Linked DNA regions of Mus musculus: regions 2 and 3 are each linked to region 1. Evidence: chromatin loops called from intact Hi-C (ENCODE). Cell type or tissue: heart. All regions are shown on one strand. Links, peaks and the distances in the headings refer to the core of each region. The heading gives the core; the rest is flanking DNA.

The links. A loop is a pair of places that touch in the nucleus more often than their neighbours do. Peaks named below come from ENCODE experiments on the same cell type or tissue, not always from the same donor. Only the 100,000 strongest peaks of a DNase experiment are listed, where the experiment ranks them.
Region 2: it touches region 1 in a loop (4-fold over the local background); 29 of 42 quality-filtered maps call a loop at or near these places.
Region 3: a loop joins it to region 1, with 2.4 times the contacts of the local background. A loop is called at or near these places in 7 of 42 quality-filtered maps.

Annotation. Positions count from the first base shown.
Region 1 is chr10:77,348,904-77,359,826 of GRCm38, forward strand. Adarb1 (adenosine deaminase, RNA-specific, B1) reads right to left here. Exons shown (of 11, transcript NM_001024837.2): 2 at 10,664-10,832. Among named protein-coding and RNA genes, the nearest start is that of Adarb1, 64 kb to the right of the region's middle. In heart, for the core only: CTCF peaks have their summits at 4,671 (motif pointing left) and 9,240; a DNase peak (open chromatin) is centred at 4,668.
Region 2 is chr10:77,285,057-77,295,979 of GRCm38, forward strand. Adarb1 (adenosine deaminase, RNA-specific, B1) reads right to left here. Exons shown (of 11, transcript NM_001024837.2): 10 at 10,642-10,820; 11 at 5,671-9,905. The coding sequence ends at 9,726. Among named protein-coding and RNA genes, the nearest start is that of Pofut2, 31 kb to the left of the region's middle. In heart, for the core only: a CTCF peak has its summit at 4,799 (motif pointing right); no DNase peak of the experiment used is centred there; H3K4me3 peaks cover 221 bases; H3K27ac peaks cover 3,171 bases.
Region 3 is chr10:77,296,687-77,307,609 of GRCm38, forward strand. Adarb1 (adenosine deaminase, RNA-specific, B1) reads right to left here. Exons shown (of 11, transcript NM_001024837.2): 9 at 6,487-6,668. Among named protein-coding and RNA genes, the nearest start is that of Pofut2, 43 kb to the left of the region's middle. In heart, for the core only: no CTCF peak of the experiment used is centred there; no DNase peak of the experiment used is centred there; H3K27ac peaks cover 451 bases.

The sequences.
Region 1 (10,923 bases), core at 1,264-9,263:
AATTTCTTTTCTGGTCCAGTCTATTTGGAGTTCTGTAGGCTTCTTGTATGTTCATGGGCATGTCTTTCTTTAGGTTTGGGAAGTTTTCTTCTATAATTTTGTTGAAGATATTTGCTGGCCCTTTAAGTTAAAATTTTCATTCTTATCTACTCCTGTTATCCATAGGTTTGGTCTTCTCATTGTGCCCTGGATTTCCTTGATGTTTTGAGTTAAAATCCTTTTACATTTTGCATTTTCTTTGATTGTTGTGCTGATGTTCTTTATGGAATCTTCTGCACCTGAGATTCTCTCTTCCATCTCATATTTTGTTCATTTCCATCACCTGTTTGGATGTGTTTTCCTCTTTTTCTTTAAGGACTTGTAACTCTTTAGCAGTTACAAGTATTCTCCTGTATTTCTTTAAGTGAGTTATTAAAGTCCTTCTTTATGTCCTCTATCATCATCATGAAATATGCCTTTAAATCCGGGTCTAGCTTTTCAGGTGTGTTGGGGTACTCAGGACTGGCTGAGGTGGGAGTGCTGGGTTCTCATGATGGTGAGTGGTCTTGGTTTCTGTTAGTAAGATTCTCATGTCTGCCTTTTGCCATCTGGTAATCTCTGGAGTCAGTTGTTATAGTTGTTTCTGGTTAGAGCTTGTTCCTTTCATGATTCTATTAGCCTCTACCAGCAGACCTGGGAGACTAGCTCTCTCCTGAGTTTAAGTGGTTAGAGCACTCTCTGTAGGCAAGCTCTCCTCTTGCAGAGAAGGTGCACAGATATCTGTTGTTCAGACTTGCCTCCTGGCAGAAGATGAAGGCCCGAAACAGGGCCTGTCCCAGAAGCTGTTAGCTTCTGTCGTCCACACTCTCACCTGTGCAGACTAGTCTTGGCAGGATCCGGGAACCAAGATGTTTCCGGCAGATGTTCCGGCAATGGCTTCCCAGGCTGGGCAGACACCTCTCCTCTGGCAGGGAAGGTGCCCGGATGTCTGGTCCCCGAAACGGGGTCTGCCACAGAAGCTCTGTGGCTCCCGCCTGTCCCAGAAGCTGTTAACTTCTGTAGTCCACACTCTCACCTGTGTAGACTAGTCTTGGTGGGATCCAGGAAGGAAGATGGCTCTCACAGATGCTCCGGCCAATACTAATTTTTAAAAGTATTTTCTGTGGCTGGCTGTTCTTCATGGACTTGGGTTTGATGCACAGCACCCACGTGGTGGCTCACAAACATCTGTAACTCCAGTTCTAGAAGTCCCAATGTGTTCTGTCCTCCACTGGCACCAGGCATGCGCATGGTACACATAGAGGCAGAACATTCATATACATAAAATTATTCAAAACATTTTATTGCCTTATTGTTTAGGGTGAGAGAGGGTTTTTGGGAGTTGTCTGTTTGTAAAGAGGTGGATCAGGACTGTTCTTTTCCAAAACTGTAAGCTTATTCACTTGGGACCACTTAAGTATTATTTCACCCAATGTAGCAGAGATCAAACGTCATCTACTCCACCCATACATTAATTGGCTCCTAATGATCCAGGTTGATGAGACCAACTACTTCCCCACCCCACATTTTCTGGCTTGAAGGCCCGCCATGGAAATTCCAAATTTGGATTATCCTCCTTAGCTACAGTAGCAGGAGATAGTTGAGCTTCCACTAAGGCTAGAGTCGTCAGAGAGGAGGGAACTTCAATTGAGAAAATGCCATTAGCATTAAGCAGGCAAGCCCAAATGGCATGTTCTCGATTAGTGATTGTTGGGGGACAGCTCAACCCATGGTGGGTGGTACTACCCTTGGGCTGGTGATCCTGGGTTCTATAAGAAAGCAGGCTGCACAATGCATGTGGAGCAAGCCAGTAAGCAGCAGATCTCCATAGCTGCTCTATCAGCTCTAGCCTCCAGGTTCTTGCCCTGGTTGCTTTTTTTTTTTCCAGTTCTTTTATTTTTATTTTTTATTTTTTTGCTCACATTTTTTAATTAGATATTTTCTTTATTTACATTTCAAATGTTATCCCCTTTCCTAGTTTCCCCTCTAAAAATCCCCTATCACCTCCCTCCTCCCCCAGCTCCCCAACCCACCCACTCCCATTCCTGGCCCTGGCATTCCCATATACTGGGGCATAGAACCGTCACAGGACCTAGGGCCTCTCCTTCCATTGATGACCAACTAGGCCATCCTCTGCTAGAGCCACCAGTCTCACCATGTGTTTTCTTTGATTGGGTTTAGTCCCAAGGAGCTCTGAGGGTACTGGTCAGTTCATATTGATGTTCCTTCTATGGGGCTGCAAACCCCTTCAGCTCCTTGGGTACTTTCTCTAGCTCCTTCATTGGGGACCCTGTGCTCTGTCCAATGGATGACTGTGAGCATCCACTGCTGTATTTGCCAGGCACTGGCAGAGCCTCTCAGGAGACAGCTATATCAGACTCCTGTCAGCTAACTCTTGTTGGCATCTGCCATAGTATCTGGGTTTGGTGGTTGTTTATGGGATGGATCCCCAAGTGGGGCAGTCTCTAGATGGTTGTTCCTTCAGTTTCTGCTCTGAACTTTGTCTCTGTAACTCCTCCTGACTGCCTTTGATGATGAACTGTGATGTGGAAATTTAAGTGAAATAACCCCCCCACCCACACACATACAAAATAGTCTACTCTTTCAAGAGTTTGAGTTATAAACTCTGAGTCAGTTATTCATTGGGTATTTATATAAAAATCTACATGTGAGAAAATGTAGCATTCCTCAATATAATATTTTAAAAAATGTTTAAATTTGGTTATGTATACATGTGTGTGCCCTTGGAGGGCAAAGGGAGATATTAAATACACTGGATCTGGATGGTTGTGAGTCTCCCAGTGGGTGCTGGGAACAAACTGGGTCCTCTGTAACCACTAAGTCATTTCTTCAAAGAATATTAAAACATCTCACAAGTATTTGTTAATAAGAAAACCAACAAAATATTGCCTTATCTATCTCATATTTACTGGATTTCCACTACACACAGCATGTCCACAGTGCTTGAGAGACATCAGGAAACAAAAGACACATAGCTGCTGTCAGGAAACCTATGTCCAAACAAAGACAAGAAGGATGCACAGAAAATGTCAGACAACTAAATGATAGCATGCCCTGTGGATGGTAGAAAGACACCTGGGGGGGGCTGGTGAGATGGCTCAGTTGGTAAGAGCACCCGACTGCTCTTCCGAAGGTCCAGAGTTCAAATCCCAGCAACCACATGGTGGCTCACAACCATCCGTAACAAGATCTGACTCCCTCTTCTGGTGTGTCTGAAGACAGCTACAGTGTACTTACATAAAATAATAAATAAATCTTTAAAAAAAAAAAAAAAAAAAAAAGAAAGACACCTGGGGTGGTCAGCATGGGGTAAGGCTTCTCCAAGCTTGTAAGGCAGAAAGGAAGTGGGCCTCAAGCTGGTTAGGGAGCTGGCCTTGAGCCCCAAGCATGCATGCTCTGCAGGCAGTGTCTAGCATCAAGCATGCATATCCTGTAGGCAGTGTCTAGGGGCAGTTAGTACCCGCCTAACTGCGAAGCCGTTAAGCAGAGATGAAAGTAGGGGTCCGTGGGCTCAGCATGTGGGATTTCCTAGGGAAAGTAGCAGCCACTCAACAGAGAGGACTGAAGCAGGACTGTTACCAGGAGTTTTCATCTGCTTCTGACCTAGTTTTAAGAATGCTGGAGGCTGGCAGGGAACAGTCAGGGGTAAGGCTTAATGGAGGAACACAAGTCAGGACTTGGGTTCGGCAGTGCAAAAAGTAGGAAGCAAGCATCCCATGGTGCTTAGAAGTTTGGCCAGGAGCTTCCTGGACAGGAAGGTAGAATCCAAAAAGAGCGTAAAGGAGAACAGAAGGGAGAGCACAGGGTGTCTGCAGGTCCACAGGAGGATGCATCTAGGCAGGGTCTGAGTCTGAAATGGAAAAGCCTACACTGGATTATAAGCTGGCGTAGATGAGGTAGGGGTATAGCAGAAAGGTCCCCAAGGAACATGCTATTTTGAGTGCTTCAGGGTCCTCACTCACCCTACCAGTCCCTACACATGTACCAGCTCACTTGAGTGGCTGTATGAAGGTGAACAGACACCCATCGATTGCTTTACAGTGATTAACACCATGCTTGTTTAAAATGGAGTTATACAGTCCATCATGTGCATAGTCCATACATTTCCATGGCATCCACCAAAAGCCTCTCCACCTCTAATGGACCAGGCTGTATATAGTGCCCATTCTCTTACTTCCCCGAATCTCCATCTGCCAGTCACATGAGGTAGCCCTGGGACAAATCCTGGGCTCACCGGGGCATGCAGACCTGCTTAGCACTGGCAGGTATGTCTCAGTTTTGGTGGTTCTCAAGCTGTCAGGACTGATGCTGCACTAAAGGGCTTGACTGAGGTGAAGAGCCATGCTAGCATGCCAACCTTCAGACTCTTGTGTCTACGTGCAACAACACTGTCCAACTACGGTGAAAGCACTGCGTTTACTCTTTAATACACCATAAAAAATAAGTGGTAACAACACATGCACCCTTCTTGGGGATAGCAAGCCCACACTTTCCATGTTAAACAGGAGGGACTGTAACTCAGTCTACTTGCTATGTCCCCGCATCCACTCAACAGCTTTGCTCATCTTGCTGCCTGCCTGCTCTCTCTGGAGTGGTCTGATAGCACCACCTGCTGTCCAGAAGACACCACTCAGCAGAGCTGCTTTAGATTCAGGGCAGATGATAGCCAGTGGGTGGAGCTGATGCTTGATACCTGAGCTGCACAGCAGATATGAACATTTCCTTCAGACAGGGCATGCTGAGGCCAGAATGAGCCAGGGTAACTATTGGGGCATGGAAGTTGACTGCAGAGGGCAAGAGGTAGTAGTGTGATGGAAACTGCATATTTTTTGGAATAGGTCAAAATCCTTCTAAGTCTCTCCTTAGACTTGTGCCCTAGCCTGGGCACTTGCACAGGCTCTCCCAGCTCCACTCTCTGTGGCTTCTAGGTTGCTGGTTCCCTTCTGTTTCACCCTACTCCTGGCTAGGGGTCCTCACAGATCTGTTAAATTACTTATTGAGACTCCTGCACTTGGTTCCACTTCATGTTGCCAACGTTCTCAGATGGCTCACGCCTCTGCTTAAGACCACTAGTGGGTACACATATTTGAGAGAAGGTGCCTGGCCTTGACTTTGTCCTTTGTACAGTCACCCTTTCTCTGGGTGGTCAATGGGCCTTGATTGTCTCTGGCCATAAAAGCCTGACAACTCTAGGGAATCAGACAGACCACATAAAGTTTGCTTCAGGCCAGAGACTAAGGAAGGGGGTCAACTGCCATGGTGGATAGCTCCCTGGGCAAAGCTTTTGTGGGTGAAGGAGATACCCAGGGTCTGCAGTATTCTAAGCTCTGCCCACTGTCTCCCATGGGACCTTGCTGGAACCAATCAGTAAGTTCAGACTCTGCCAAATCTCCAGGCCCCTTTTCAATCATGAAAAACTTAAGAGCCCCAACAGAGAAGGCAACTACTTAGAACCTCAAACTTGATGTACTTTAAAACAAGTTTTACTCAGACAAGTTAAAAACTTTAAAAGTGAAAATAATGTTAGGTCACTAACTTAAGCAGTCCCCTTCTTCTTCAACACAGACTAGCCTTGCACCTACCAAAGGATCACAAGGACTGAATCCTGGGTAGCACTGGCTCCTAATCAGAGGCTACACTATGGTCTCAGCGCTCCTTGCACAACAGGCAGTCTGTGGTGGCCCAGGGCTCTCTGCTCCAAGGTCGGTCCCGTGGTCCTACCCAACTCTCCTTGCAGTTGGGCCCATCCACAGGGCAGGCACATTTTCTGGGTAAAAGAACAAATACGTAGAGTGTAAAAAGTACTCTTTAGAATGGTGCCCCCTATAGCAACAGCTACCAAAAGCCCACAGTACATGTGAAAGTAGCAACTCAGTTTCTTCCCCAAATCCAGAGAGTTTGCCGTTTTCTCAGCTCAGGCCTTTAAGGAGAGAGTGTTCAAGACAAACATATTTCAAACAGAGGATCCCTGTCCGTCCGTCCCTCCTGGCCCCCCATTTTAGATTACAGTAAGGGACTACAGAGTCTGTCTATGTATCACCAGGGGATGCATCATGATAGAAAGCAGAGCCAGGCCATTGGGATCATGGCAGTATCTCTATAGAACAGGCTGGCAAGGCTGTTCACCAGTCCATCTATAGATAGGACAAAGAGGCTTCTTCTCAACACAGAGTGGGTAGACTGTACCCCTGCTGGCTCCATCCAGCCCTATATACAAGGGCCTCCATGGGACTTGCCATGGGTCAGCAAACGCCCTCTTCCATGCTATAACGAGGTTGGAGAGTTGTGGGCGTTAGACCCTTAGGGCGGTGTTCAGCATCATGCTAGCTCTATAACCAAGTACCAGCTGAGAACACGGGGCAGCAGTTTCCATGAGGGCCTACAGAGCTCCAGAGCACACCTGCCACTGGTTTCATCTGACTAGCACACCTGTTTACCTTTTCCAACATGTCTAATAAACTCTCAACTGTGGTCAGCAATTCCTCAGCTCCAGGAGGCCTTTCTGGTTCCCTGCCTTCCTCTCCTGGAGCCTCCCACTGTCTGGTGGCTGCAGTGAGCCTGCCTCTCCCAGTCTTGCTCCTTAGAAACTACCTGCTCCAGGTTGCTCAGTTTGATCTTTCCTCAGATGTCCCTGGGTTTCCAAGATGATTTTTCCCCACTCTGCCTGCAATAGCCGTTGTTTTTATTTAGTTACTGAGTCTTGTAGATGACCTGCCCTTGTCTCTGCCTTCAATGCATGGTGCCCCCATGGTTCTCACAGTCCACAGTGGGTCCCTGGAGCAACAGGCACAGGTGGCTGCTGAGCACAGGAAGGCTAAGGAGAAGTTTCATCCAGGGAAGCCTGGTATGGATATATTTCTTAGGTGTAGCTATTAGTTACAGATAAAATGGCAAGTAAGTGATCCTAAAACTCTAGGGTGACAGGGACTGCTGAGAAAGCTACTCTAGTTCTCCGTAAAGCAGCAGTGCAGACAGCAGTGATCTTCCGCAGCCCTTCTGATCTGCTGTGGTACATGAAAGTTTTCTGTAAATGAGGGCGAGTTAATAGGGCTGGAAGAAAATGCACTGCTCTTTTGTGGGACTCCCACAACGGTTCGTTTTTGTGCCCCCATATGATGGTTTCTTTCCACTAGTAAGCAAGGAACCAGCTCTTGAGTGGCCAATACCTCTGATCCAGTGCAGTCCTGAAACGGGCCATGTGAGGTGTGTCAGTTCCAATGGCTGAGGGTCCTGTCCCCAGAGCCTCAAGCCCAGGCCTCTGGAGGTCCTGTCTGGCCAGTTCCAAGTCAGAGTTCTCATAACCTGTCCTCAGAGAGCTCCCAGGACTCAGAGAAACACTTTACTCATACTTAGAGTTTCTTGGTTATTTTTAGTTTATATGTCAGGGTATTTTGCGTACATGAATGTCCATGTACCATGTGCAAGCCTGGTGCCTACGGAGGCTAGAAGACACTGGATGCCCCGGAATTGGACTTATAGTTATGAGCCACCATGCGTATGCTGGGATTGAACTCAGGTCCTCTAAAAGATCAACCTTTTACCACTAAGCCATCACTCCAGCTTCCAGTTTCTTTAAAACAAATTATAATTATTTATTTCTGTGTGTGTGTGGGTGCGTGCGTGCATGAAGGTTTGTGCATGTACACATGGACATGTGAGCACACACACACACACTCACACACCCCTCAGAGGATTATTTGTATGAGGTTAGTTAGATCACTTCTACCATGTGTATCCCAGTGATCAAACTCAGGTTTCCAGGCTTGGCAACAAGCACTTTTACCTACTGAGAAACCTTACCAGCCTTGCATTCCCTATAATGAATATTTTGAAGGAAATAATCAAAGAGCCCATGAACAGGTTCCTAGGGCAAGACTGGGAAGGGTCCTGTGCATAGGAGCTCTGTTTCTTAGGGTTCTGGGTACACTCCTCCCAGCTCATGGATGAGTTTTCATTCACCTTCCAGACTACTGCCCCGGCAGCCCCTGTATTAGCCCTGGAGTCCTCTGAGCACCAGTTCCTGGAGGTGTTCCTGATCTTGGCCAGGTCGTCATGAGAACTGTGGATCACGCACCAGGCAGGCAGACAGCTGGACTGTGAGAGCAGGCAGTGGGAAGGGAGTCCAGCTGCGGCAACAGATGAAGGTATGGGGGTTTGGTCATCAGTGATGCAGGCAGGTCTTCTAGGCTTCAAAGATGCGCAAGACCCTCCCAAAACAGAACTGTGTGTTGTTCTGTGATGACCAACCTTGACTGTCAACTTGACTACATCTGGAATCAACTCAAAACCAAGCAGCTGAGCACACCTGGGAGGGGTTTTCTTGACTGGATCATGTGAAGTGGGAAGACCCACTTCAGTCTGGGCCACACCTTCTGGTGGCAGCCCACATGAAAGGTCATGGAAGGAGGACACTTCTGCTTTTGCCTACTCGCCCTCACCCTCACTGTTCATCTATCCTGTTGCTGAGGCATTCCTTTGCTGGTATTAGAGCCTGCTTTTCCAGGATGCTTTAGGACAGACGGAAGACTGGCAGCTTTCTAGGAATCCTCTGAGATATCTGACCTCATGGACTGAACAACTACTACATTCTTGACCTTTCTGTTAGGAGACAGCCAGTGTCTGACAAGCAAGACTACAGCCTGAAAACTACTTGAAGAAATCCCTTTTCACATACAGATGATCATTCTATCTGTTCTTGTTCCTCTAGAGAACCCTGACTAGTACACACACCAAAAGCTGTCCACGTGAGCTACGCCAAGGCCTACTGGTGTTTTATACACAAGCACAATGATGTTTACATATCTTTATTGTGTGTTTTTCAGCAATGCAACCATTGTGGAAAGGACAAAGGATTGCACCATCTCAACAGGGAACCCCAGTACTTGATACCTCTGTCAGAAGCAATCCCTGAGCTATATACCACTTTTAAAAGACCATGCCAAGGTAGCACAGCCACCCTGCCGGCACTAGACGCAAAGTCCCCAGGACCGTGCCACACCTGTCTGAGGCGGGTACCTGTTATGAAGTAGTAGATGTGGTAACCAAGAGAAGGAGGACTAGTGTAGCCCAAAGCTTACATGTTTATTTTACTTCAAACCAGGTGAAAAAAAATCAAAACACCAAACTGTTTACAATATTAGCTCGCTTCACCTGAGGTAAAAGCAACACACTGTGTCTACACTGCTGCTAGCGTTGATTCATAGAGCCAGTAGGAGGAGACAACGCTCAGAGTTTAGCACTCCGGCCTTTAGCTTTACTTCCTGGGCACATGCTTCATGGGGTGCCTTGTGGCCTGACTTTGCTGTATTTCCTTAAGAACAACAGTGCAAAGGGATATAAATAGCTCATCCTGCTGCTTCACATACATGACCGAATCAATGCAACGCTTTACCTATGAGGCATGTTAAAAACAGGCGGTCATTAGCGGAGCTCAAAGTGGCGTTGTGAACCCTTCCTTAGTCTCCAGACTCACTTCAGCTCTGGGATCTGCAGTGTCTCTCAGAAAACTCTGGTTACAGATAAACTGACTTCACATTCCAATGGAGCTCAAAGATGGGCTATCCGTGAAAATAAAACTGACTGCCGGCACATCAGTGATAAAGGGGATTGCGGTTTTGTTCTTCCCGCCTCTTGCCTGTCCGTGTCCCACAAAAAGATCAGCATCAGATGTGGATGAAACCGAATCTCTTTTAAAGCTCCCGGTTTCTTTCTGGGACATTTGTGGGCACAGGAAGGGTCTTAGTACGAATTCAAAACCCAGTGGTCAGAAGCGAGCCCACTGCTGCTCCCCAAACACAGTGATGTCAGGAGCTGTTCTGCTTTGCCCACATGTACATCCTTGGGAACTGCACCTACTGCCTTGACTCTGACTGCTACCCAAGGCTCTCTAGTCGGCAGTGCAGGCTAGCCTTGATGTTCAGTGGATGGCTCACACTGGAGCTGCCACACAGGGGTGCCTCTCAACTTCAGCCTGTAAGTGAGGAAGCAGCAAAGCCAGGAACGTGCTAGGACTACACGTGCTGAGCACCCTTGGACTGCCATAGTCCTCCCAGCCTCCCTCACTTCCACACCGAGAAGAAACTTCTTTTATATTGGCTGTAACTGAGTTACCTTCATACTAGCGCTTTTACAAGAACAGATGCTACCCTGACTGACAGCCATAAAGACTAAACACCAAAGAAATTCAAAGAAAAAAGTGGTAAGTGGTAAAAGGCTCTCATGAGGCATGCCCAGTACCAGGTACCAAGCACTGGCTTTATCAACAGTGATGAAGTTGAGGCAGCCCCGAGCACAGCTGAAGGGATGTGAGGTCTAAAGATGATCTGTGGCCACAGGAAGACGCGTGTGAACTAGCTCAGGGTAACACTGTGGCCACAGGAAGACGCGTGTGAACTAGCTCAGGGTAACAATCTGTGCTGGGATTATTCAGGAAAATGCATTTCAACAGCAAGTCAAAGGACTTAATTAAACTTTTTCCCCCCACTTAAAAAGACAGGACTTTGCTATACATCCCAGGCTTCCTGTCTCAGTCTCCTGAGGGCTTGGAACTCAGGCCTCTGCCACCACACCTTGCACAAGTCACCTTTGGTCAGATTTTAAGAGATTCTAAAAAGGTTTTACTTACCTTGAATTTGTTTAGTTTTTGTCTCAAATCCTGAGGCAAAACTCCTTCAGGGCAAGCAAAGTGAGCTCATTGCTCCGCAGCACTAAAATAGCAAGCGTGATGCACTGGGCTGACGAGCTTCCTTTAGCCACACCTTGGGCTCTCCATGTCCAGCCTGACACACTTCACTCTGTAATAAAAGATTCAGTTACTTGGCACTTATTTACCTCAAGGTTAAAGGCTTTTCACCAGCTCAGGAAAGAACTCTAACAATATTCTGG
Region 2 (10,923 bases), core at 956-8,955, 64 kb before region 1:
CCGAAGCTCTAGCACTCACAGTCCCTCTGTCTTATTCTAAGACTCAGACTTGAAGCCGGAGCATTTCTGAAGATAAAGCTCAACAGTCCCCAGGCAAACATGAGGACATACAAGGAAAATATCTTTGGAGACCATGCCCAGGGACAAGTATGAAAACCCCAGTTCACTCCAGGTGATTGGATAACTTCCAGCTGTTCCCTCTGCTGAGTAGAACGGCCAGATGTCATCTTATATCCGTTGGTACCCTCTCCTCCCAATATGAAGCTCCACCTCACTATTATTTTTTTAAGTAAACATTTTTAAAGAATTATTTTTATTTTCTTTATATGAGTGCACTGTAGCTATCTTTAGACACACCAGAATAGGGCATTGGATTCCATTACAGATGGTTGTGAGCCACCATGTGGTTGCTGGGAATTAAACTTAGGACCTCTAGAAGAGTAGTCAGCGCTCTTAACCACTGAGCCATCTCTCCAGCCCCTCCTCATCACTGCCTGTCTTGTTCATATATATGTTGTGGTCTCATCTCTATAGTTCCCATGTCACAAGGTCCCATGGGTGTGCTATCAACTCTTCTTCAGTCCAGACCTCACTCAGCCATGAGTACGAGTTCAACCCTGACCCCAGATAACTACATAAGAGTTAGCTGCTTGGTTTTTACTCTGTCTTGTAGAGGTCTCACTGAGAGAGGGGAGGAAAGCTTTCAGCTAAGTCCCTTGATTCTTTGACTGAAGCCCTTCCATTGTTGAGCTTCCCTCAGAAGCAGACATGGTATTGGGCCCTTTTCACCAGACTGTCTCAATGTGCTGTCCTGTGGCTTCAAGAGTGTCTTAGGTTTTACTGCTGTGAACAGTCACCATGACCAAGGCAACTCTTTTTTTTTTTTTTTTTTTTTTGAGACAGGGTTTCTCTGTGTAGCCTGGGATGTCCTGGAACGCACTCTGTAGACCAGGCTGGCCTCGATCTCAGCGATCCACCTGTCTCTGCCTCCCAAGTGCTGAGATTAAAGGCATGTGCCATTACTGCCCAGCAACCAAGGCAACTCTTAATAAGGACAACATTTAATTGGAACTGGCCTACAGGCTCTGAGGTTCAGTCCATTATCATCAGGGCAGGAGTGAGGCAGCGTCCAGGCAGGCATGGGGCTGGAAGAGCTGAGAGTTCCACCTCCTGCTCTGAAGGCAGCTAGGAGAAGACTGGTTTCCAGACAGCTAGGAAGAGGTGTTTTTTTTGTTTTTTTTTTTTTTTGTTTGTTTGTTTTTTTTTTGTTTTTTTTTTTTTTTCGAGACAGGGTTTCTCCGTATAGTCCTGGCTGTCCTGGAACTCACTCTGTAGACCAGGCTGGCCTCGAATTCAGAAATATGCCTGCCTCTGCCTCCCAAGTGCTGGGATTAAAGGCATGTGCCACCACGCCCAGCCAGGAAGAGGATCTTAAAGTCCATGCCCATAGTGACACACTTCCTCCAACAAGGTCACACCTCCAAATAGTGTCCCCCCTGCCCCTGGGGCCAGGCATATTCAAACCACCACAAAGAGCCTCATTATCTTCCTATAATGTGTCCTGTGCTACAGCTACACTCCTGGGCAAAGGCCTGGTACAGGCTTCCAGGCCATTTGGATGGCTAGGTGAGAGAGCCTGCTATGGGGCTGGTAGCACACTGTGGTCTCTCATGGTTGTCACCAGATAGTAAGCACAAAGCTGAAACAACAAATAACTAACAACAACATCAAAACAGCACAATTCTAATATGGAACTTGGGTCACCCATAGCTGGGTCTCCATCCTTGTTGGGTCTCCATCCTTGTTGGTAGACATCAGCTATGTCCACAGCTTCAGCATAAGCAGACAGACGGGTAGTTATAGAGATTTCCTTCCCTTCCATTCACAGGGGGCAGGTGATGGGAGCTGATCCAAGTGTGCAGCACAGCTTCAAACAGGCTGCACATCTGAGAGGACGAGGGGCTAAGTGACAGGGTTGACAGCACCCTGCCTGGCAGGTGACAATACTCAGCTGACAGCTAAATACCAGGAAGTCTGACATATGCCAAGAAAAGACTGCTCTCAACTATATCCTTTTCATGATGTTCTGAAAAAAATAAATTACTGCGCAGGTCCTAATTACTTAGTATGAGTCGATGTTTATAGGGAAAGTTCTAGAATGCACAACGAAAGGCAGATCCATGTCTGGAGCAGATTCCGTATCTCTCTGGGGCACCCAGGCATCCGCATTAAGCTGATTAATTCAGGGTGAAAGAGAAAACACAGGTCCTCCTCTGACTTCTCTTAAAACTATCCCATCTCCACATAAGCCCTCATCCACATTCTTATGCAACGGCTCGGTTCTGTTCTGATGAGGGGAAGATCCATGTCCTGGAGTTTAAGGAGACTGAAGTGGAGGGGCAGGATGTACTCACAGCAGAGTACATGGCCTTAAAAGGTTCTGGGCCGCAGCTCAGCAGACGCTCACCGATGGCCTTCTGGTTTAGGGAGCACTCTGGGGGGTCTTCAGAGCAGTAGTATCTGCTGGAAATCTACCTGTGGGGTGACCAGTTTGCCAACAGAGTGGCTACTAATCCTATCTCCCCCACCCACACTGGGGAGGTCCTGCGCCGGCTCAGAAGGAACTTACAGCAGGGACTCTGATGTTGCTCATCATCTCTTAGCCCTTACATTTCTCCTTGAGAATCTACATTTGCAGCTACTCCGAATCCTCCCAGCCCTACTTGGCTCCAGTTCATGTATTCTGCCTGCACCTTTTCTCCTTCCTGGCACCTCACCCAGGTTTCCAACTTTGGGACTACTTCTCTGGCTCTCAGTGCATTTGGCTCTTGCTCAAGAAACGGTTCCGGGCCAGGCATGTGGCACACGCCTTTAATCCCAGCACTTGGGAGGCAGAAGCAGACGGATTTCTGAGTTCGAGGCCAGCCTGGCCTACAGAGTGAGTTCCAGGACAGCCAGGGCTATACAGGGAAACCCTGTCTCGAAGAAGAAGAAGAAAAAAGAAACGGTTCCAGAACATCTGTGGAGGTGTGAGTGACTGGTCTGCTGAGATCTGATTTAGGGAGTGTGTCTCCCCACTCCACCCACCACTTCTGCCTCCATTGAGCAGGAGAACAAGCTCTTGGCCCTTCAGACAGCTGTCTTTCTTGAATGGAGTCTTCATCTGGACAGAGATGTTGACCTCATATAATGTTCCTTTTCTTCTCAAAGTTGTGATCATCCTAATTTCTCTACTATAAAACATCTTACGAATCAAAACTTAAATTTAGTCTGGTCAAAGGCTTTCTTAGTAATATTCTGGAATAACATTATTTTCACATATCACAGTTTTTCCTTTTCTTTTAATTTTTAAAGTTCAATTCCCAATGACCACATGGTAGCTCACAACCATCTGTAATGGGATCTGATGTTCTCTTCTGGTGTGTCTGAAGAGAGCAATAGTGTACTAATACACATAAAATAAATAAATGTTTGTTTTTTTTTTAAAAGAAACTGGATGAATTTAAAAAGTCACAGCAATAATCTCGACTGTATTCAGAATTCCTAAGTAATAGCCTTCAAATCTGGCACTTTAAAATTTTTAAAAGTCGTGAGAATGGTTTTAATGCCTCATCAGCTGTCAAATCAATGAGGTTTTCATTCAAGTGTTTTAAAGCAAAGGGTTAGAAAGCACTTGGCTTGCTGGAGGATCTGTCATCCTGTCATCCTGACTCACAGTGTTTATGACACCACTTTTCAAGGGGCTGCCACTTACCTGTAATTCTCTGTCACCTAGTTAAGCCTAATACATTCAGAAGGGGTCCAGGACATTGAGATGCAAATTTCAGTGTTTCTCCCCCGCACCCCACCAATTTAATAGTGATAAGGTGCTTTTCCTACATCATCATTTTAAATGTACTTTCGTTGCAACTGTGGGACCGCAGACTTTGCACATTCTATTTATAGCACATGTCCTCCATGTGACCTAATCCTTCTTGTCACACCGGTGAACCAAGTCAGACCTATTTTCTATCAGAAAAAGAAAAACCTGACCTACTTTTCCAACAGAAACAAGAGTGCTAGCAAGCTTTTCTAGGGATATTGGAAAAGAAAACCATGAGAAATGAATTACATACAGTAGATGGCCTGGAAGAGAAGAAATTACGGAGGGCAATGAAGTCAGGTTTTTAAACATGTGGGTCTAATATAGCTACTTGGCTCATCTCATATTTAAAGAAAATGAGTCTTAATTTGTAACATGCAGGTGAACATTTGGGTCATGCACGGAGAAGAATGAGAAAAGACTTTGTGTCCTCTCGCTCATGGCTCCGAGCGTGTTTGCTCGGGTGTCCCCTCTCCTCCCTCCAGCTTCTTTGGGACTGAGGGTGGAACTCAGGGCTTCTCCCGTGAGGCAAGTGCTCTAACTGTATTGTAGCTTTTGCTTCATTTGTTAGTGTTCTCATCAAATGCTCCTTCGTATTTACAAAACAGGAAGGGACAGGTTGCTGATGGGACACAGTCCAAGAATGGGATCCTATGAGGGGAACTCTGAGTGCTTGTGAGAAAATTAAAATAACAAAAATATCCCAGCCGAACAAAAAAATCGAGACCAGAGTCTTGTGACCTCAGTTTCTTCAAAACCACAGAACTTTCTTTTGTGTTCCCCGCGGGCGCAGAGGATAGGTGTGAGCTTATTTCAGATTATAAAAAAACATGCTTTTGCCACGTGCAGCTTGCCATGGTGGTTATATTCAGCTGGAACTCGTGTGACCTTTGCTCACGTGACCATTCTTCTTTTTAAAGATTTCATGTATGTGAGTACACTGTAGCTGTCTTCAGACACACCAGAAGAGGGCATCAGATCCCATTACAGATGGTTGTGAGCCACCATGTGGTTGCTGGGACTTGAACTCAGGACCTCTGGAAGAGCAGTCATTTGCTCTTAGCCGCTGAGCCATCTCTCCAGCCATTTCAGCTCTGATACTTTAAAGAACATTCGGTTCATTGACACAAAATAAAAGACACAAGTAGAGAAGCAAGCTGCCGGAGACCTACCCAAGCGGCCTTCTGACCCTGGAGAGGAGGGCATGAAAGGAGCAGAGAAGTCACACAGGTTAACCGTGGTGGGCCTTCATTTTGCCTTCCCTGTTTTTCAGCCTGAGATAAACAACCAAAGGCAAATGTGTTTCACTTGGTAGAGAAAGTCAAACTCTTAGCTGACCTGGTTTTACTCCCTGACCAATTCCAAAACAGAGAAGCAGGTCATGTCTCTGACTGGGCTGTTTTTAAAAGACACATGGCGCACACGACTCTGACTCTTTAAGAACACCTTTATATTTATTTTATATTTAATTACAAAAATATCAACCAAATAGGTGCTTTCAGTGGGACATGAAACACCATCCCAGGTCCCGCAGCCATGGTCACTTCCTTGTGGATTTGCTCACAGGCTCTCTGACAGAACACACATACATTCTCCAGACCACACGAGAGCAATCTTGTAGCCGACTCTCCCAGAAGCATGAATGCCCTTCTTTCTACGGCACCCTGTGGCAGAGGTGGATAAACGCGCTGAGCACTCGGTGCAGTGTTCATGACCAGACACAAGACCCACAGCCACCCACACCTTTCAAACCACGATGGAGAGCAATAGACACGAGGACAGCGTGAAAAGGAAAATGTCCATGCAGGTCATAGTGAAACGTCTTAGTCTTTATTGAGAACATCTCAGTCCTTTGTCTACATGTAACAGCATCTCATGCTCAGTGCCGGCTGGGCTTGGTGTGAGGAAGCTCATGCAGGCTGTAACATGTGGTATATACAGAAATATACATACAGAGAACACTGAGGATTGTATCTTAGCAACACGTTTCTTGGCTGAGTTACATTCATGTAAAGTGTCCAAACTCTAAAATCAAATTAAAAGTATATAACTCAAAGCCTGGAAAAGCTAACAGCTTTTAGGGGCTTATCCCATTAACATTCCACAAACTGTGCTTTTAACCTACTGTGTTCCATTCAGAAGAATGGCCCACCAGTCCCTTATGCACCATCAGCTCCTGCTGTGGCTACAGTTAAGTGCTTCTGAGGCTGGGCACTTGTCGTTCAAACGGCAAACAGAAAGTACAGGCACTACCACAGAGACGTGACCATTTCCCCAGGAACTAGACGGGAAGTGCACTGAGGAGCCGGCCATGACTGGTCAGACGGCGGGACTAACTCCCTCATGGTCCCTGGCGGGTCAGAGGCTTCCCAATTCCCATTCCCTAATATCTCATGAACCCCGTAGCCCCGGTGTGGAGCAGTCCGCAGCTGCAGAGTGGGTGAGTACCCCTCAGCCCTGGGGAGACTGTCACATGACAGATATGCCAGGACAGGACACACACAAGCTGTACACACTGAACGCACACACTCTGCCCTTCTCACGATGTAGTCTGGGGCTGACAGTATCAAGGGATCAAGGGGGGAGGTTCCCTAATTTCGAGAACTTACAGGTTTGGATTTCAGCTCACTTTCTTTCTCTTTCTGGAGCAAAGTCACTGACGGGGAGAGCTGACATTTCTGGAGTAAAGTGTTTTGGGAATGACAAGCTGCCCCTGCACTGTGCATCTATCTTGGCCCAGGGTGCGGTGCAGCTCACCCCACATTCCTGATCCTCTCTCTGGTGGCTGCCCACCTTTGGTGCACCTGTCTGAAAGTAAAGATTAAAAAACCAAGCAGCATGTACAGTCTGGAGGCAAGAGGAGCTGGGGGTGGGGTGGGGTGGGGGGTAAAATAAACAGAGAGCAATGCCTTATGAAACGATGGCCTGCACACTTACAAATATATGTTTAATTATTAAAAAAACAAAAAACAAAACCAAACTTCAAAATAGTCAGAATGCTGAAAGACTCAGATTCAGATTCAAAGTTGTTCTTTGGTGTCCCTTGCTAGGGGAGGTGCTACTTACCTGATACCGTTAGGGATCAGGGCTAACGGCATGGACACCACACTCACCCTGCCTCCATCTACGTGGAGAGTCTCTGCTCTGTAGAAACATGACAGCCCTCCCACGACTCCTGGCGATGATGCCTTCCTTTTGTTTAGCTACAGCCCCGCTGATGCTGGGCCCAAATAATCCTGAGAGATACTGCTTTGTGGAACTAATACTTCTGTTCTAGCTAAGTATACAGGGCAGAGAAGCTCCTGTTCTTTTCGAGACAGGGTTTCTCTGTGTAGCCCTGGCTGGCCTCGAACTCAGAAATCTGCCTGCCTCTGCCTCCCAAGTGCTGGGATTAAAGGCGTGCGCCACCACGCCCGGCTGAAGCTCCCGTACCTGCTGAAGTATCCAGGACATTTCCATCAGGGTCTTATGTCAAGCTTTCTGCTGAGTCTGTGACATTTAGGTCCTGGGCATGAGCTACCGTCATGGGGACCTCTGGGAAGAGGCTCAAAGAGCTTAGTGTCTTCAATCAGTATTTGCTTCCTTTTTCTCAGGTCACAGACGGGCTGTTTGAGCTACTATATCCTGGGTGCAGGGCAAGGTGGCGCATGCCCCGTGCTGCCTCCTCGACACAGGGTACTTCCTGACTCTCCCTCCTTTCTGGGCCTAGGTCAAGTCTAAGCAGGACCAGCTCCTGTGGTTTCAGATGCTCTCTGCATGTAACCTTCACTTCCTGGTTGGGCACCCTTGTTATCTGACATGGAAAGCCAGATGTAGTGCATGGTTTTTAGTGTATATGGGATTTTTGCTACACTTTATAACCAAAACGTACTTAAAAACAGCAAACAAACTAAATCTATCTTCCCATCTCCACTGGAAAAAATACAATTTAAAAGCAAGAGAAAGAACACACCATCGTGTGTGTTTTTCTTTCTAGAAAGTGCAGGAGCCTGTGGGGAAGGCATGGTACTGTGATAAAATGAGACCGTTTCTCTAAGGAACCCCAGTGCGTTTCACCCAAAGTTGGCCCTGCCACAGCACGCAGGGCCCACAATCCTGCCTGGGAGGCCTCCCTTTCAGGGGGACAGGTGGTGAACTGAGGAGATCCGAGATAGCACGTGTCACTAGGGAGTTCTGGTAGGACCTTCATGCCTCGAAGATCAAGCCCCACAGGACAAGAACCATGGGAGACACCCACAAGGACATGACAGAGCTCTGGACATGGAGACACAAGTGGATCTCACTTAAGCAATGACACACGGCCTCTTGAGGTCTGCTGGGAATCTGGTGGAACCTACAGTGGCTATGCTCTTGCCCTGTTTCTTTCTCAGTGTGTCAAGGGCGTGGACACCTGGGCGAACAGCTCAGAGCCACATGGCTGTCAGAGCCCCGGATGCAGCCGTGGCAGACGTGTGCTGAGGGATGAGTCTGCGCCCGCTCTGCTCTCGGCCCTGAAGCTCTCTCTTCAGAGCGACCCTGCTGGACCAGGCTGGCACACTGGGATGACAGTCACAGCCCCTCCTCCCCCTCCTCCCTCTACTCCTCCCTAATCCTGAGTGGAAGTGACAAGGCACCTGGGGCAAGTCTGAGCACAGGAGGTCCAGGGGTCCACCCTGTGCAGAGAGGGTGCTGAGTAGCATCTTGGGGGTCAGCCCCAAGATGCCAGGAGCACCCAGGCCTGCCTGTCGAGACACCAATGTCTGGTCTGCAGCGTTCCAGGCTCATACTGTCACACCAGCTTCAACCTGAATGGTTAATTTCTCTGGAAGGATACCTTAGTAATATGCCTTACATGGCACGCTCCAAGAATGGTACCTGCCTACAACTCTTCCCATCCTCTGAAGCTCTTCTGAGCGGTCAGTGGTTCCCACCCACCAGATCCCAAGGGAGGGGCAGAAGGAAGGCTGTGCTCTGAGTGTGTAGCAGCCCTACTGAGTGCCTCTAGGTCACAAAACCTATATGGTTAGAACCCCCACATGATGGCCAGCTGGGACAGGCTATAAATGGATTTGACCTTCAGTGACTTAGAAGCAAATAGGGTTTTCCATGATTTGAGCCTAACCAGGAGCATGGAAGATTCTAGAGGCAGCTGGGGCAGCAGAGCCTAGGTCGTGACTCTAGGACACAGCATCCCAGATGCAGGGCCAGTTGTGTGCCAAGGTCACACCGTATCATGCTGGGGCCACCCCAGGAGAGCTGTTAAAACCTACTGTGAGAACCTAAGTGTGAAGGACCTACGGAGAGGAGCCACACACAGATGTGCGCGTGGTGGCTCTCTTCTACTTCCTACCTCTATATTCTCGTGCTCTTTCACATAGAAACACTTTTATTTTTAATTTTTGCAATTAAAATAATGTGGCATAAAAGTGACCTGACATAATTACTTCTTATTTTATAAATCTCATTCCTAGCTCTGAATAAATTATTTATTCAAGAATCTCACACAAAGTAATTTCTATTTTCCTATACTTGAGGAAGCCCTACTCAGTAGAACTCAATGTCTAATGTAAACTGAGATATAAAGCGGTCACTGGGTAGCTCAAGAGGGGAAATGTGTGGCGAGGGGTGGTGATGGGCCCCTGTGCCCCCATGCACCCCCACTGTGTACCCGATCCCTACTCAGAAGTGAGGTGCCCGGCACCCTACACATCCCCACGCTGCCCTTTTGGGGTGAGAGCCGCTGAGGATGATGCTTGATGTCCAGTGGTTCCCCCAGACTCCCCATGCCGTCCCAGAGGTGCACACCTGTCCCAGTTCAGATGCAAGGCTCTGGGGGACAGTTCGGCATCACAGTCTCGCACTCTGTGCTCGACACCCGCCTGGCTCAGGGAGTGAAGGAGAACTGGTCCTGCTCTGTGGGCTTCTCCACCCAGGCGCCCAGCCCCGCCTTGATGAAGGCAGTGAACAGACGGGCCTTGGCAGCCTGGTACTCCCTCGCTGCCAGCTTGGACTCGTGGTATGTGGTAGGCTTAGTGATCTTGGTGCGCAGCAGGTGGGGGGGAACCTGTGGAAGGATACATGCACATGTAAAGCAACGACTGAAGCAGCAACGGGAGAGAAAGAAACCAGGCATAATGTTCAGAAATGATGCTTAGGGCTGGGCTGGCTTGTGAAAAAGCAAGCAGAAGGTTCTCTCCTAGATGGAAGGGTAACCACAGGAGGTCAAGCCTAAGGCTCAGTTTAACTTCTAAGCAGCCAGGCAGATGACTGCAGGACCTATGTTTCTAGCAGATCCCAGGGGACAGGGTCACCAAGATAGCATTTGTCTGGCCCCATGAGCATGGGAGTTTCTGTCTGAGCCCTACACCGTTGCTCTGAGCTGTCCTCATAATAAGAAAACACCATATCCCAGGCTTAGACGACAATGACTGTCACCCTGCCTTGTTACCTGGTTTTACTTGGGTAAAGGGCTCTGCAGCTGAGTTAAATTTCTGACCCTGGATGAAGGGAACAGAAGCCAGTGCAGCAGTGTATACTGACTGCCCTTCCTTTTCATGATAGGCAGTCTCCTTTCCCAGGGCTGGGACAGAGGCTAAGGCTGTCAGGGAAGGGAGGACGCTGACACCGGGGCAGCTCTTAGGCCTGTGGAGCCAGGGCTCCTAAGCTAACAACAGTCTGAAGAAATAAGATTCCTTTTGACATGATCGTATTAGGAGGTTGCAATGAAGACACGATGGTGGAAACCAGGAGGGATGGAAGGGGTGGAGGAGGGCCGACACCCGGTGAGGGTGCCTCAGTACCTTGCCGTGTACACGCATCCAGCGACAGTACAGCGCGTGCTTACACAGGCGGGATGGGCGGCCAAGCTCATCCTTCCCTGTTGTGGCATTGATGACCTCAATGGTGGCGTCACCCACTGTCCAGTTGACACTGAAGTTGGGTGCCTTCCCTGGCTGCCGTGCCTCTGCATTGCTGATGCCTGAAACCAAGAAGACACAAGAAGTGATGTGAAGCCCTTGCTTCGTACCAGGAAGGGGGAGGAGGGGCCCGGCACAGCACAGTTCAGAGCTGAGAAAGTTTAT
Region 3 (10,923 bases), core at 1,978-9,977, 52 kb before region 1:
GCATGTATGCGTGCGTGCACACACACACACACACACACACACACACACACACACACACAGACAGGAATGAGGGGGAGGGAGACAACATGAAGACAGGAAATCATCAAGATGTGAGACAAGCACCAAATCTATGTGTAATGAGAATTTCTTAAAGAGATGGAACACAGAAAAAATATATATGAAGAAGCCCACAATGGGCTGCACCCTTCCCCATCAACACTAATTAAGGCTTATTTTATGGAAGCATTTTCTCAATTGAGGTTCCCTCCTCCCTGATGACCTGGGCTTGTATCAAGTTGACATAAAACTAGCCAGTACTATCACCAATACCAGGATGGGACACAGTATAACCAGAGATGCCACAGAGATTAAAATGGTAAGAGGAATATCAGGAACACATTTACACCTACATTTCACAGATCAGATGAAATGCACACATTTCTTGAAGATACAAATCATCAAGCTTACCCAAAGTCAAAGATTAAAGAAGTGACAGACAGGCTGGAGAGCTGGCTCCGCAGTTAAGAGCACTGACTGCTCTTCCAGAGGTCCTGAGTTCAAATCTCAGCAACCACATGGTGGCTCACAACCATCTGTAATGAGATCTGATGCCCTCTTCTGGTGTGTCTGAAGACAGCTACAGTGTACTCATATAAATAAAATAAATAAATCTTTAAAAGGAAAAAAAAGAAGTAACAGGCAATAAATTTATAATTTCCTGTGGCTGAAGAGATGACTCAGTGGTTGTGAGTACTGCCTGCTCTTCCAAAGGATCTGGGTTCAATTCCCAGCACCCACATGGCAGCTCACAACTGTCTGTTAAGTTCAGTTCCAGGGAATCCAACACCCTCATGCAGGCAAAACACCAATGCACATAAAATAAAAATAAATAAATCATTAATTTGTAATTTCCTCATAATGAAACCTCCATCAAATAGCTTCACTGTGAATTCAACCAAACATTGAAGAAAACGTATCAACCTGAAACAAACTCTTCCAGAAAACAGATGGGAGAGAGTTGAATATTAACTCTTTTTTTTTTTTTGCCTGACAAAGATACTAACTACAGTAGCCTTGCAGCACAGCGTAGAACACCAGCAATCCCAACACTCAGGAGGCTGAGGCAGGAGGATCGAGGCAAGAGTTCCAGGTCAACCTGGGCTACACAGTAAGGCCTGTTAAGAAAGTAACGGGAGGAAGAGGGAGTGGTAGAGAGGGAAAGGAGAGAGAAGAGCCTTTACACACTCTCTAGAGCTTTTCAAAACACAGTTCTGGTCCCAGACATGACTACCTATAAAGAAAAAAATGGTGAGGTCAGACATTAGAAGAACGGGCACTGCTCTAAAGGAAAGTCTCACCGCTGTCCGCACGAACAACTGGCCCAGTGCTACCCACCCGGGCAGGGTTCTTGTCAATTAGTATGCGTGCTGAGCGTACCCGGCTTCCTAACAGCTAAGACGGCTTCCTGACGTGTGTGAAGGAAAATGATCTTGTGCAAGGTTGCTGCTCTGCTGGACAACTCGGCCTCTTGGCCTACTTACTGAATCCCATCATTTCCTCTGAGAACAACACCCTTTGCAGTTTCTCACATGGATCCTGGCTTCTGATTCACCTCAGGATCTGCAACTGCTTCTTCCTGGGTTTGTCGCTGAGCTACCCAACTGCTGAATGGAAGCTATCAAGACAGTTCCTGGCCTGAGGGAGGAGGTATGAATGTCCACTTAGCTGCAACTTGTGGGAATCCTCTGACCACAATGAAATTGGATTGTGTGTATACAAATGGCTATTTGTACTGTGCCATCTTCCCTTCCAACTGTGTTACTTCTGTGTGATAAGACTAGAATGAAGGACCATTGTTGTGTGAATCCTGCATATCAGGCCTGCAAGATTCTACATTAAAGACAAACAAATGGTCAATTAACTAAGAAGTAAAACTCTAAAAGTGCAACTCTTCCCCCCTTATATTTTAAGCCTAAGTAAATTGCTATCTTTAACAACAACAACAAAAAAAAAACAAGAGCAAATAAGGCAAAAAGAAGACAGTTCGCCCGAGGTTCCAATCTAACCATATGCTTTATCTGAGCAGAAGGCTAGAAACGGTCACGCGAGTGCATTTCCAGTCTCCAGGGCTGACACACATCGTGAGGGCGGACACCCATGAGCAACTTATCTCTCTGGGGCTGCTAAGTGAGAAGTAGGGTAATGAGCTGATCATAGGCCACTGTGCAGAGACAAATAAAAGCAGGAACGACTTGGAGGGTAATGAGAGTCCCCAGTTGTTGTAAATTAAGTGTGCTAAATGAGAACTTTTAACACAAAACTGCAGAGAAACTCTGAAGTGGCCTCATAGTGGAGTCAACTAAATCGGGAGAGCAGCACTGATGGCTTTCTTATTTTCACTTCAAAGGCACACTCACCTGACAGAATGATAAGAAATGGATTCTATATGCAACAATCAATACAGATATTTATGATTACCATGGGTTTGTGTTTTAGAAATTATTATTAGTCCTTATTAGTAGATTAAGGGAAACTCACTAGTCTTTATTCTGCAAATAATAAACTGAACACCTCACCCCTTCCTTCCAGGGGACCTGAACCAAGGGAGCTCACATGAAAGACAAGTGCTCTATCACTCGGCTACATCCTTAGCCCCAAGGCATGAACTTTAAGGGAGGCCATGTACACGGTAGGTACCTGCCCATGGTAGTCAAGAGACTCTCTAGACATGGGAGGGAGCCACCAGACATGAGAAGCTGCATCCACTGATAACCAATTCCTTAAGGCAGGAGCAGAGTAGCTGGGATGGTCACTTACTTTCTTTACAGAAGTGGTTTGGTTGCTGCTTGTGAACCTGCCAGAATGAGCAGCCACTGCTCTCCTGCAGGGAGGAGCAGAGCTTCCCCAAGGCCCGGCCATCCTACTGTCTCCCCAGAGCTCCCTCACACACAGGCTGTGCTCCTAGGAATCGTATGCCCATGCCCCCTTGTTTGCCCATTCTTGTAACAATGCTGCCCTTAAAACTAGTACTACTAGTACTAAATGCCCAGTCCACCCCAGCATCATCCTAGCAGTCTGTCTGCCACCCAGGCTCTAGAGCCCTCCTCGTGTGGGGGCAGTCCTCACCATTGTACTGTCCTCTTATATCTCAATGAGCCTTGGATAATGGTCTTGGTCAGCGGAGGATCAAAATCGGGGAACCTACTGGACAGGAGCTGACACCAGATTGCCCTGGAACATACAGGTGCTGGATAAGCAGCTAACAGGAAAGAGCTGCTGAGAAAGCCCGAGGGGTTCCTGTTTCCAGCCAATAGAAAGGAAGCCAGGGAGATGGCTCAGGAGGTAAAGTGCTGGTCCCCCAAGTGTGAGGAAAAGGACCTGAGTTCGGATCCTCAGCATTCACGTGAGAAGCTGAGTGTGGCAGCACACGCCTGTGATACAAACCACTGCTGGCCTGCAAAGCCAAAGCTCAGAGTGCATCAGAAAGTTCTCTACAATCTGCTTTCACAGGGCAAAAAAACTATTTCAAATGTGACTGCACATAAGACAAGCAAAAGAAAACGAAAGCAGCAGCCCAGTGCTGGATTTCATATCCTGATTGTGAACTTTTGTGTCACTTTGTCTTAGTGAATTTAGTTATCCTGTGTTGTGTGTGTGCATGTGTGTTGATTCATGTTGCTCCCTGAAGCCTGACAATCCACATGGTACACTAGCTGTCATTCCCACAGATAAAAGGGGAGAGGAAGCACGGTCTCTCACAGACAACACCAACGTAGGGGGCTGAGCTTTGCACCATATCTGCTCATCTCAGCAAGCAGCTGACAGAAATTGGCTTATGTCCCAATGGTCCCTTTGTTCCAGCCACTTGTTAGACCTAAGACAACACCTTAGAGAGCTGCAAAGGCTATGCTGTGACGGAGACTTACTAAGACTGGGGTCTTGTATATGAAGGAAGATATCAACTTCTGTTTTGTGACACCCACTGTGGTATGTTTCCATCTTCTTGACTGCTATGGGCTGTGGGTGCAGGCGTGTCTGCCTGCCTTCCACTCAATCCCTGGGCCACGTGACTTTCTGCTGGGCCAACCCTTGCCAGCCTCTCAGGCTTCCTAGTCCAACGGTGTCCTCACTAAAGCCAAACAGCAGCAATGCACTGTTGTTTCCAAAGGAGACTATCTCAGGCAGCTTGCACCTTGCAATGACTCTGGGGCTGTCTGGTGGCTCAGTCGTGAGTCACACTCTACCTTGTGAAACTGGGCCATACATACTTCCTTACTTCTCTTCCAGAGGACCAGAAAAGGTAGCTGGTTTATCCCAATAACTGAGGCACACAAGCTACACAAGCTATGCTACCAACAAGGCAGTCAACAGAGGGGCGTGGCCCTGCCACCTGCAGAGTCAACTGAGTTGGCTGCATTGCGGGTGTGGTCTCTGGGACGGTAGATAGGCCAAGGGCAGGGACTGCAAAAATGAAGGGTTATGAGAGTTATGCCTTGAGGAGTACAGATGACACGGAGGGGAAGGGTGAACACTTTCTTTTACATACATAGTCTATCCTGCAGATATTTGTCATTACATTTTTACATATATATGAATTTCATATATATAAAACATGGTCAAACACATCTGAGTTTTATGAATGAGGTCCATTTCAGATTTCACATATTGAGGGAATACGGTTCACACAGTCTATTCAGCTATTTTGGGGGCATCTGTGCGTCCTGTATCCCACGTTCACATGAATGTGAATATAAGGTAGTGTGACAGCTGGAGCTGAGCACTCACAGTGTCGTGGATCTGGGTGGACTGTGCTCTTTACAGGCCAGACAGATGCAGCAGCTCGTACTTACTGAGCTGGGGACAATGTGGAAGAACCTTTTGGAACTGAGGCCCAGGGGAGGAGGATAGGTCATGGGGACATACCCTCATAAGGGATCCGTGTTCTCACAGAGCCCTGGTTAGGTTCTGGAGAGCAAGTTCTTTTTTTTGAGACAGGGTTTCTCTGTGTAGCCCTGGTTGTCCTGAACTCACTCTGTAGACCAGGCTGGCCTCGAACTCAGAAATCCACCTGCCTCTGCCTCCCTAGTGCTGGGATTAAAGGTGTGTGCCACCACAGAATGGCTCGAGAGCAAGTTTTTATAAACAGGGATCCTTATATGACTACACTGTAGCTTTTTCCAGACACACCAGAAGAGGGCATCAGATCCCATTACAGATGGTTGTGAGCCACCATGTGATTGCTGGGAATTGAACTCAGGACCTCTGGAAGAGCAGTCAGTGCTTTTAACTGCTGAGCCAACTCTCCAGCCTCACCGTGGGCTCTGCATGCATTCTTCTCTCTGTTGTGATGCCTTCCTACCCCCCCACCCCCCATGAGCTGCTTAAGGGATGAGGCCCCTGATCTTGGACTTTCAGTCTCCAAAGCTGTGAGCTAAACAAACATCTCTTATAATAAGGCATCTACCCTCAAATACCTTGTTGTTGCAATAGCTAGTGAAGCACTCTTCCCCCAAACATACCACACTGAAAGTTTTTCCGACTCATGGGAGATTAATGTCCTAACAATACTCCAAAGTTCAATCTAACTATCAGGTCTTATGAGTAAAAAAGAAATTTTTAGGGAATAGGGAGCTGCAATACTTGATCCTAGATACTTTTCATCTTTCCCTGCATACTTCTAATGCTCTGACAGACATGCTGTCAAACAAAAGTCCACACTGCTTTCTTGTGGTTAAAGACACGCTAGCAGCAAGGCACAGAGGCAGAGTACACATGCATGCCCCCAGAAAAGCATTTTTTAGTTTAGGATATGATTTTAGTTTTGAGCTTACAGAAGTAAGTAAAATGTTATTTTTTAAAAGAGTAAAAATACCTTAGCTGTGTCCTTTTAAATAAGGGTGGGCTTAGAAGTTAGGACCTTTGAATTCAAAAGCTCCTGTTCACTTTACTGATAGCCACTGACACTCTAAAAAAGAAAAGAAACCAGGAATAAAGGTGTAAAGGGCAGGAGAGGCACCAAGGAAGGAGAGGTGAGTGGTCAGCGTGGCTGCCACATCTGTCCCAGTGCAGAGGGGGCTGGGTGGTAGATGCCAGCAGTGACTGGGATAGCAGCACCTCAGTGAGGATGAATGGTCGCCAAGCCCCAGCCTGGCCGGTCTGGGAAGAATGCCTAAGTCTTTGCCACTGGGGCAGGACTGAATACAAGGTACATGAGAAAACACAGAGGTGTCAGGCTCCTGCAACTTCTGTAGCACATAGCAAGGTTCACAACTGTGGAAAGACATTTATCTTGTAGAAGGACTGCCTTAAAAGGCCCTGGTGACCAGGTCAAGAGGCTCAGAGACAAGGTCTTGTGCCCCTCTTAATGGCTTTGCTGCTGCCTGGCAGCCGTACACTGGCTCCGGGTGGGGCGTTTCAATGTGGAGGAATCAGACACTGTGAGCTCAGGGCACAGAGGCAGGAGGTGACGGCTGAGAGGGTACTTGCCGCTGAGCAGGGGCTTGTTGAGAGTGTAGAGCGGTGGCAGGTCCTCTATGTTGGAGATCCGCTGGTACATGGCCCTGGAGAGGTGGTCCCCGTGGTACAGGCTGCCCAAGATGATGCTGGAGAAGTAGATGGGTTCCACGAAAATGCTGAGCAGGGACCCCTGGATGCCCACCACGTTCCAGCTGCAGGGAGAAGCAAGCACATCTCAGGAGATACAGGTATGGCACCCCATGCAGACATCGCAGAGACTCATGGCTAACGCTGGGTGGGTGGGGGTCTGTAAAAGGCGAAGACGGCAGTGAAAACGGCTGATTTAGCAGCTCAAGTCTTAAACAGAATTTTATTTAAAAATTACCTTGTATTGTGAGATAATTTTGGGTCATAATCTTAGGGTTTCTATTGCTGTGATAAAAGGTCGAAACTAAAAGCAGCTTGGAGAGGAAAGGGTTTATTTCAACTTAAAACTCTGGGAAGCCACACTCCAGGACTAAGGGAAGTCGGAGCAGGAACTCAAGGCACGAACTGAAGCAGAGGCCACGGAGAAGTGCTGCTTGCTGTTATGTTCTCCACAGCTTGCTCAGCCTGCTTCCTTACACGGGCTACGCCCACCTGCCTATACACATACACATCTACACATATACACCTGCCTATACACATACACATCTACACATATACACCTGCCTATACACATACACATCTACACATATACACCTGCCTATACACATACACATCTACACATATACACCTGCCTATACACATACACATCTACACATATACACCTGCCTATACACATACACATCTACACATATACACCTGCCTATACACATACACATCTACACATATACACCTGCCTATACACATACACATCTACACATATACACCTGCCTATACACATACACATCTACACATATACACCTGCCTATACACATACATCTACACATATACACACACTTTTTCTGCTTCTAATAAAATGGCTGCTCAGTCAGGGAATGAGTGTCCTGATCCAGGGCTACAGTTTCATGTAGAGCTCCTCAGACAGTGGAATGTGTGTGCGTATGCGTGTGCGTGTGCGTGTGTGTGTGTGTGTATGGTACATGCACTGGAGATGATGGGCTGGCAGTCACCATACCACTGTCTGACAGTGCAACACTGTCTGCAGGACAACACTCTGACACACTGCTGGCCTACTATGTGTCTGCTCTCTTCACCCCAGAGACAAGAGAGAAGCTGGGTAACCTGAAAACTACTGCATACCAAGCAAGTTTTGTGTGTGTCACATGTGATGGGAGAGGACAGGAATCACAGTGACACCAGGGGCAAATGATGCCACTCTTGCCCTTCCCATTTGTGCCTTCTGAAGGAAGCCAGGGGTCTGGCCCTTGGTCTCTCCCTATAGCAGCTGGCACAGCCCTGGGAAGATATTGGCTGGTCTAGTCCACTCCCTCACATGAACCCCCAAAAAGGTCCTCGGAAAACAGCCCATGTCCAGCAGGCCAACTTTCTCTTACCAGCTCCCCTCAAGCTTCAGCCCCGGGCTCCAGGTTGGCTGGTCTCCCTGCTTCGGCTTACAGGACTGGGCATGAGGTGCCATCCACTGAGCTCCCTCACAGCCTTTTATATAACCTATACTTCTGGTTTCTATGACCTCCCTCAGTCTCCCACAAAGAAGGTCAACATGCTGAATGGACAACCTGTAACCCCTAGGATGTATTCTTTCTACCCTCCAAAAAAAGACATTTGAATAGCCATCCCCCCCCCCCCCAGAACATCTGAAATGACTCAGCTCTGGAGACCCAAGGGCGCCTTTCCGATGCAGATGAGAAACCTGCTGATTTAGAAACTTAAGCAGAACTCAGTCCCCTGGGCAGGAATGCAGAATCTTGCAGAAACCAGCATCTGTCAGGAGTCATTAATTCTGAGCACACACTTCCTAGAGGATCCCAGGAGCTTCTAGAGCTCTGAGGCACTGGGCAGAAAACAGAGCCCCTCAGCCAGCTCCACTGAAAGACAAGCTCATGTCAATCAGCCTTACAGAGAATAACGGCTACTCTCACTTTCCAGGCGTCAGACCACTGGGCAAGGAAGGACATCACAGATACAGCCAGATTCCATGGAGCAAAGCACTCACCAAGCAACTAACACACACACACACACACACACACACACACACACACACACAGAGCTAGAAACACACAGATACAGCCAGATTCCATGGAGCAAAGCACTCACCAAGTAACTAACACACACACACACAGATACAGCCAGATTCCATGGAGCAAAGCACTCACCAAGTAACACACACACACACACACACACACACACACACACACACACACACACACACAGCTAGAAACACCTGCCCGGTTTCCATGCCCACCTGGGCCAGGGCATTGGGTGAGGGGCTTCCCTGCTCAGGCCCCAGGAAGGGGACTCATTTGTCACTGAAAGACAATAGGTCCTCCCACCGCCTAGCTTTCGGCCTGTCATGCTGGGTTCAGGACTGGTCTGTGGCTTTTCTGTTTTGTTTTCCTTAGGTTATTGTTTGAAGATGGACTGCACAGTACTGTCAGCTGAATCTACTGCAGAGCCTAACCTGGCCCTGAGCATCCAAGGACACTGACTGGAAGACAAACAAGAAGGCAAACACTTGTCTGTGCATGACATCCTTCCACAACCCTAGCTCAGACAAGCAGCCGGGTTAGGACAACAGTTTGCTCGGCGAGTCTCCTTTCTTTCTGCTTCCATGTCACAAATAACCTTCAGAGAAAGGCATCTGTAACCTTCAAAATAACCCTGATGTGCCGTGACTCTTCCAGTAGCTTCCCATGCCTCTGTAGAAGTCTCCTTCCCCATCCGTGAAGCAGCCCTTGCCTACTTACCACCTGTCCGGAGCAAGCCAATGTGTCAAATAAGCTTGTCCTTGGATCTGTCTTTCCCTGTATCCTCGAGTGGCAGCGGCCACAGACTAAGATCTCTTCTAGGGCCTCTCAATGTCCTAAGGGCAGCCCTTCTGAGGCTGCTCTTGACACCTGGCTAGCTGGATGCTATGGTCATCTCTAGCGCCTCCCTCTCCATCCTTAGCCTAGGCCAGCCCTCAGTGCTCTTCTACAAGAGGAGCAAGTGGCCTCTGCCCAGCCTTCTACACATTCAGATCTACACAGTGGCCTCTTTGGAAGCCTCACATCCAACTGACATCATTCTGGCCCCTATGATATTCTTAGACCATGACTTCCTTAGCCTTGTTGGCTTTTCTGGAAACATCTGTCATTCCAAATTCTATCAGTCTGCCTGTGCTTTTCTTCAAAGCAATGCTTCTTAAATATGAAATAAAGGACACAGAGTTTTAAAATTCTGACTCTGGCATTTGTTTGTGTGGTCTCCCCTTTAGCTAAAGGCAGAGACTCCTCTTCTCAGCACACCCTTCAAACCCGTGCCTATGTGCTGCAGAGCATCAAGGTTGCTCCTACTCTAGACCCTGACTCGATGCTGGCTGAGGGTCAGAGCTCTCTCTTACTACACGGCTTTCGTTGTCACCGGTGTGGGACTTCTGTAAATATTAGTAAGTTAGAAATTGCACTTAACTGAGAATCTACAGGATACAGACCACTGTAAAAGTGAGCAGAGACAGCCATGAAGGGTCAGGACAGTCAGTTTTATCTGGCATGACTTTAGTGATCCCTGCCTACAAGGAAAGTGTAGTGCTGTGACCCCAGTTCCAGGGGATCCGACACCCTCACACAGACATACATGCAGGCAGAACACCAATGTATATAAAATAAAAAAATAACATAAATATGGCTAATTAGCTAAAAGAGCACAGGCACACAACTCTATGAAAAGATTGCATAAAGAAAGTGAGGTTGTCAACACAGAGGGAACGTTATCAATACATGAGAGATTCTGGACAAGAAGAAAACAACTCAACTGAAAAGCTCGGCTGTGGAACCAATGGGAGAAAAAGCCAGTGAAGCTGAAAACTGGCCATCAACGCCATTATAGAGTAGATTAGAAAAATACAAAGACTACAAATGAAGACGGGCAATGGGACTTAGGGACACCAGTGAGCGGAACAACATGCAAGTCCTGGGAATTCCGAGAGAAAGAAAATGGGAATGAAAGTTTATTTGGAGAATTACCTGAAACCCAAAGGCAAGAAAGAGATCACACAGATTCAAGGGCAAAGAACTGGAAATGAAGGTAAATAGGAAACTGACACTGAGCGAATTACAACTAAACCTAGTCCAGACAGTCTTACACAGCAGTGGTAAGTCAATACCCGTATAAAGAGAGCTTATCAGGTTCCCAGGAAAAACCTTATAACCCAGAAAGCAGTGGGAAGATGTCCTCAAGTATCCCTCATAAATGACGGGGACTTGGGACTTTCTCCGGGATCACTAGCAGGCAGAATTGCATCATTACTAGACCTAAGAAGAAACA